Regions from separate parts of the Mus musculus genome. Here region 2 is linked to region 1. The links are chromatin loops, found by intact Hi-C in ENCODE. Cell type or tissue: left cerebral cortex. All regions are shown on one strand. Links, peaks and the distances in the headings refer to the core of each region. The heading gives the core; the rest is flanking DNA.

The links. Hi-C counts contacts between places; a loop is a spot of excess contacts. Peaks named below come from ENCODE experiments on the same cell type or tissue, not always from the same donor. Only the 100,000 strongest peaks of a DNase experiment are listed, where the experiment ranks them.
Region 2: a loop joins it to region 1, with 3 times the contacts of the local background. A loop is called at or near these places in 2 of 42 quality-filtered maps.

The regions. Positions count from the first base shown.
Region 1 is chr15:12,903,418-12,906,341 of GRCm38, forward strand. It overlaps Drosha (drosha, ribonuclease type III), which reads left to right. Exons shown (of 35, transcript NM_026799.3): 25 at 2,182-2,284. Among named protein-coding and RNA genes, the nearest start is that of Drosha, 80 kb to the left of the region's middle. In left cerebral cortex, for the core only: no CTCF peak of the experiment used is centred there; DNase peaks (open chromatin) are centred at 580 and 1,260.
Region 2 is chr15:13,029,137-13,032,060 of GRCm38, forward strand. Cdh6 (cadherin 6) reads right to left here. Exons shown (of 12, transcript NM_007666.4): 12 at 1-2,924. Among named protein-coding and RNA genes, the nearest start is that of Gm35018, 62 kb to the right of the region's middle. In left cerebral cortex, for the core only: no CTCF peak of the experiment used is centred there; DNase peaks (open chromatin) are centred at 1,713 and 2,195; H3K27ac peaks cover 1,720 bases.

The DNA of each region.
Region 1 (2,924 bases), core at 214-2,713:
CCACACACATGCTGGTTTTGAGAATTAAATGACATTAGGAGTTTTCATGAGTCTACTTAAAGTGGGTTTCATGATCTTTGTTCATGGAAATCATACAAAGATGTAAATGAGTTTGTAGCAGCTAGTTATTTTTAGTGTTGTTTATCATTGTTCTTACAATAAATTCTCACATTTTATAGGCTTTTGTGTTTATCAGAAAGAATGAAGGCTCTTAAGTTCCTCGTTGTCAGTGTTTACTGGAAAAGCTTTCCTTTGCTTTTGCCTTAAGTAGTTTCTTCCCCTTTCCTTTCATTTTGATATAAAGGTTGGAAAAGACTAGTTTTGTCACTGGCTTGTTGATTTGATCTTGTAAGACTGTTAATAATATTCAAAATATAGCAAATTTCAGCCTGTGGTTTCATGTTGTGTTGTACATTATCACAGTTACAGTGGTATTCTGCAAACCACCCTTGGGAGCATTGGAGAATGTAATTGAGAGTGCCTAATGAAAAACTATAAGCAACAAGAAGAGCTCACTTGCTCTTAGCAGCCTTACAGTGCATGAAGTCCAAGTGCGATGGAAAAGCGCTTTGGTGTTTAGCTGGTATGACATGCTTTGTGGTTGGAAGTACATAGTAACCAAGAACTTTAAGCCTTTCCAGCCTCATTTTCTTTCCATTTTGGGCCATAGTGAAGTTGTTTTAACTATTCTACAGATACTGGGATGACAGTGGAGAGGATATTTACCAGGTGTAGCCTGAAAGCAAGCCATTACATAGCACATTGGATGCTATCCAGAGCCACGTAGAATGACTGGCTGGCCAGCATCTCCCTTCAGGAATTGCTATATGGTCTTACGTCACCAAATCCACCCTAGCACAGCTCTCTGATTTGGAATCCAAGTGCCAAGAATATGGTGTCTTCAGCCATATTCCTCTTTGATTTCTGAAGTTACTTATTTCACATTCTAATATATAATCAAATATAAATCTTTTTGTAGAACCAGACACGTGAAAAATTATCTTACAGAGTTCCCCAGACATTACCTAGTTCTCTTCCCTGGAGTGTTTGTCTCCTGCAGAAGGCTGTGGTGGTCCCACCTTTTTCTAGGGCAGTAGCCCTGCAGCTGCTGGGGAGCACGGAGTTGGAGAAAGACTGGCAACCGCTGTGCATCCTAGGGCTTCATCTAAGTACCCCCTCCTTTACGAGCTCTGCTGAAGCCTACGTAGACAGTCAAGGCTGAGAGAGTGGGCTGTGTGAGGAGTTAGAACTCCACCACACCCCAGAAGAATTGCAGTCTGCTCAAGCAGGACTCTAGAGATAGCAAGCAATTGTATTTTCCCAGTGAGGCTGTGAAACAGACGACATTTACATAGTCTAGTATAAACTCTGGCACTTTGGGATCAACTGGGGTTTTTTTGTTTTTTAAGGAACTTTGTGCGGTTATATTTGTGGTAGGCAAAACTGATTTGAATATGTTTTATACTCTAGATTCTTAGCAGTGATTCCAATCCAATCCAAGTGGAGATGGATGGAGTCTGAATGTCTAGTCCAAAGACTGATGAGATTGCAGCCGTTAGTTTGTTCATTGGCTTGTGTCTTATTCCATATTATGTTTCAGGCATTTAGGAAGTATTTTAAGTTTTAACTTTATGGAAATGGAAACAGATTTAATACATATATATAATATTTTTATCTTTCTCCTTTTATGAAAGTCTCAGGAATTTTATAAGGAAGTATTTATTTGTTTGGGTCTACCTCTAAAAGGTCTTATATTTAATTGTATATTAGGATATGGAACGAGTAGATACAGAAATCAAGGTGAAGGCGCCTCACCTGTTCTGTGTGGTACCAGACATCATGCATGGCAAGCTAATCTAGATCAAAGACTGGAGACTCTTGGGTTAGGCTTGCATCCTCTCAGTGAATCCAAACACCCATGTTCTTCCAGCAGCAGCTTTTTTAGTGAAGTCTCAATCTTGGTTTGCACTTAGATTTGAAAAGTCAGATCTCGTCATTTCTGACCCCAAATCTGACTGTTAGAATTTGGACTGACCCATGTGGATTTAACACTCGTGAGTGTTAGACTAAGCGCCTGGTAACCTGCATAAGGCCTGTGCATTTCACCGCTGCTCCCTTCTCCGTGATGTACGGGGCTGTTTTGGTAAGTGTTCTCACCTTTTGTCATTTTGGATTTTATAGAAACTTGAACTGGATCGATTTATGCTATATGCCCATGGGCCCGACCTATGTAGAGAATCAGATCTCCGCCATGCGATGGCCAATTGTTTTGAAGCCTTGATAGGTAATTTCCCTTTCAAATCTGTTTCTCGTATGTGTTGAGCTTGTTGGAAAGTGCGTGAAAATCACCGTGGAAGCTCCCAGTGCACGTGCCCGTTCCTGAAGCGCGTGAACGCTCACCACGTTGTGCTGTACGCATCTTAGTGTCAATCACGGGGAGTCAATCATGCTTTCTACTTGCCGTGTTCTTCGTGTCTGACCTCATGCCTGGCATTTCCTGATCTGGAGTGAACACACACACCACTCGCACACACGCACACACGCACACACACGCACACACGCACACGCACACGCGCGCGCACACACACACACACACACACACACACACACGCACACAAAAGAAAACAGGAACTGAGTTACTAGTAATGTCCCAGTGTGGCTTTGGAACATATTTTAAATTGTTTGCAAGATTTTCTGATTTTATTATTTTGGAAAAAAAAATCTTTTTAATCCTAGGTTTTGAATCTGTGTAACTAGTGTTAATTTTGAAAAGGAAGACTAATATATAGACACTTCACACCCAGGCTTTATATCTATAGCATATTGTTAGCTGTTGGCATAGGAAAATTAATGGAGAATTAATTAGTGGTAATTGAAATATACATTATGATAAAATGTTAGAGTCAACCAACAGTTTCTGTTAA
Region 2 (2,924 bases), core at 303-2,802, 130 kb after region 1:
GATCACCAGAAAGCCTTTATTTTCTTGGTTTAGAAATCACAAGTCACAGTAGGAGAACCCAAACGGCCTTAGCTTGGTATTAGAGAAGACGCACACAGCGCTTATTACAAGGCCTATTCTGATGCGGCTTCCTTTCAAAGCAGTAAGAATAATTGCAAACAGAACAGCACAGTGGGTTTGAAGTGTTCCTGCGTTTCTTCTGAGCAGATCTATTGGACGTTTGTTGTACAAGCATTCCCCGTGAGTGCCGAGTGATTCTACATATGGGTTTTTTATTTTATTTTATAATAAACACTAAACTAATAGATCATAGAAAACTAAAAGCTTACAGAAGGTGCTCCAGATATATTTACATAAGTAGCATTAGCCTCACACGAAAGACCAAGATCTCATTACAGAGGGCTGCTTTTTCTACAACACTGAGTCCATTTCTCATTTGTCAAATAACCTCATGTGAAAGGACATTTGAGTTTGTGGTCCAAGGGTTTTCTTCTTCTTCTTTTTCTTTTAAGGGAATTAAGCAACTTGTAAAAGGTCTTTTGAAATTAATCTAATAACCGGGTGTCTCCTCGGCTAAGTGCCCTAGTCTTGTCTGAAATATGGCGGGTAATGGCCTTTGTTTCCGTTTGACCTCCTCTTAACACTTTCATCTGGTGGCTCTGGCAGGCTAACGTTCCCCCCAAATTAAAAAATGAGAATGCACCATAAATAAGGTATTACAAAATGGGGAGATTAAAGATTGTCTCAGCAATGCTTAAATTAAATCGATGATGCAGAGACCATAAACTCCTGGCTTTAAAAATGAGCTATTTCTTTATTAAGTTTTAACAAGTCTGTGAGCCGATGTATTTGCTTCCTAACAGGGTATTGCTCTTTGCATTAAATATTGTCAGGGTCTGGTATTTTCAGTAGAGAATTACCCCTTTTGAAAATTATTCTGTAAAGATGTCAAAGGAAGATTTAAAACTCTGCAACCATGATCGTCACTGAACTCTGAGGAGACCACAATGTAATTCCACTCTCTGGCAAAGAAAACACGCTTGTCAGAACTCAGGATGCAACCCATCGTCCTGAAAATGGCCACACTAGTTATTAATCTTTCTGCCCGTATAATCTGAGAAAGAAGGTTGGGTGGAGTGTTAGTTTAAATACAGTAAACTGCCTGTATCCTGCCCCCCCTTCTACAATGTAACAATTCAAAAATAATTTCATCTAAATAGAGTAAAAAATAAAATTACAGCAAAATGATTTTTTTAAAAACAAAATGGAGCCTGTCTTTTAAAATAGCAGATATTTTTACTTCTTAGAGTGGTTTTCCAAAGTTGTTATGCTACTTCAAACATAGTATTTGGGGGCTAAGAGAATTTATTTGGTGGCTGTAAAAGAAAAGGCATTTATTTGATTAGAATAAGCACCTCATTCAAATATTTAGCTTGCACCTAGGAATCAACTGTTTTTTTCTTTTTTGCTGTTATGTTTCTATGGTGCTCAAGGCTGCAGAATCTCAGAATGCCTTGTTGATATTTTATAAATCCTTTTCCTCTAGGAAATACCTGCTTCCACGATAAAGCATTCTACATAGAATATTGTTCATGAGACACACAGATTACATAATGGAAACATTAACAAGTTATTTTGGCTTCTCAAAACTTGGCTCTTCTGAGATCCAGAGTCAGTTTCTTGTATAATAACACTTTGAGGAGTGGAAATGAGAACTAAGCCACATATTTTTATCCTGAATTAAAATGAAATCACCAGCTTTGTTCCATCTGAAAATAGAGTGACTCTCTAGCTGAACCTCCAGAATGTGAAAGTAGGGAAGTCGTATTTACATTGCCCAGATTTCCACTCCTAGGGTCTCATGAAATGGTCTGCACATCTTTCCAAATTGATTTATTTACTTATTTGAGGACAAATGTTTTCAGATTTTTCTGAAGAAAGCAGATAGTGAGGGAATTTTAACCTAATGCACAATGGCTCAATGTTCTTTAAAATCTCAGCTTATTCTAGGAAGCATCATAAGAAGTTTAAAGACCCTCTTTCTGATGAAAAGAGGTTTAAAGTTAGACAGGCATCAGTGCTCTTGAAACAACCTTGTATTACTACCCAGTCTGCTTATGTTCAACAAAGCAAATGCTAAAGTTGGACCCCTCCTGCTCTCTTGTCATTCTCATTGCCTGTGTCTGTAGATCAAGATACAGATAATATGAAAAGTGGGCTGAAAACTGTGTTCTCCCCCTCCCCCCCAGAACGGCATTTCAAGTTGGCTCAGGACTCATCCCTCAAAGAAATCTGTCCGTGGGGATGTTCTTAACCTGGTATTTTGGTGGGAAGCAGAAATTCAGAGAGAGATGAAGTTGGAGTTCCCATTTGCTGTGTGATGATTCTTAGAGGCAAGAGTTTCTCTGAACTTGACACCTACAGGACTCAAATAGTTCAGTTTCTTTGCAGATTTGCTTCCCCAACAATCTTTGCGATAAGACAATAAATAGTTATTTCAATATTGAGTCATAGTCATCTATTCTTGGTATGATGTGTGATTTTTCAGGGTGAGATTAAAAAAAAACTTTGACCAATTACCTGGCAGACAACTCAACTTCCTTTCAAGGAACACTTGCACTCAGAGGAGAGGTCAACTTTATCCCAAAAGGTTGGAAATTGCTCTTGTCAGCCCTTGGAAATTTAACACCAAACTTCACACCAGAAGCTCAAAAGGGCAACTTTAGATAATACCTTTCTTTTTAAGAACTATGTTTCTTGGTTCAATTTGTCACATAATGTAAGATATAAGATAGAGCATTCTAATTTTACAATAAACTGTGTAAAGTGCAGTTCTTGTGATTCTTAGTAACTCTTATTAATCTTCCTTGGCTATCTTTTTTCATTACTTACCTGCGAATGGAATACATTCAGTGAAGCCACCT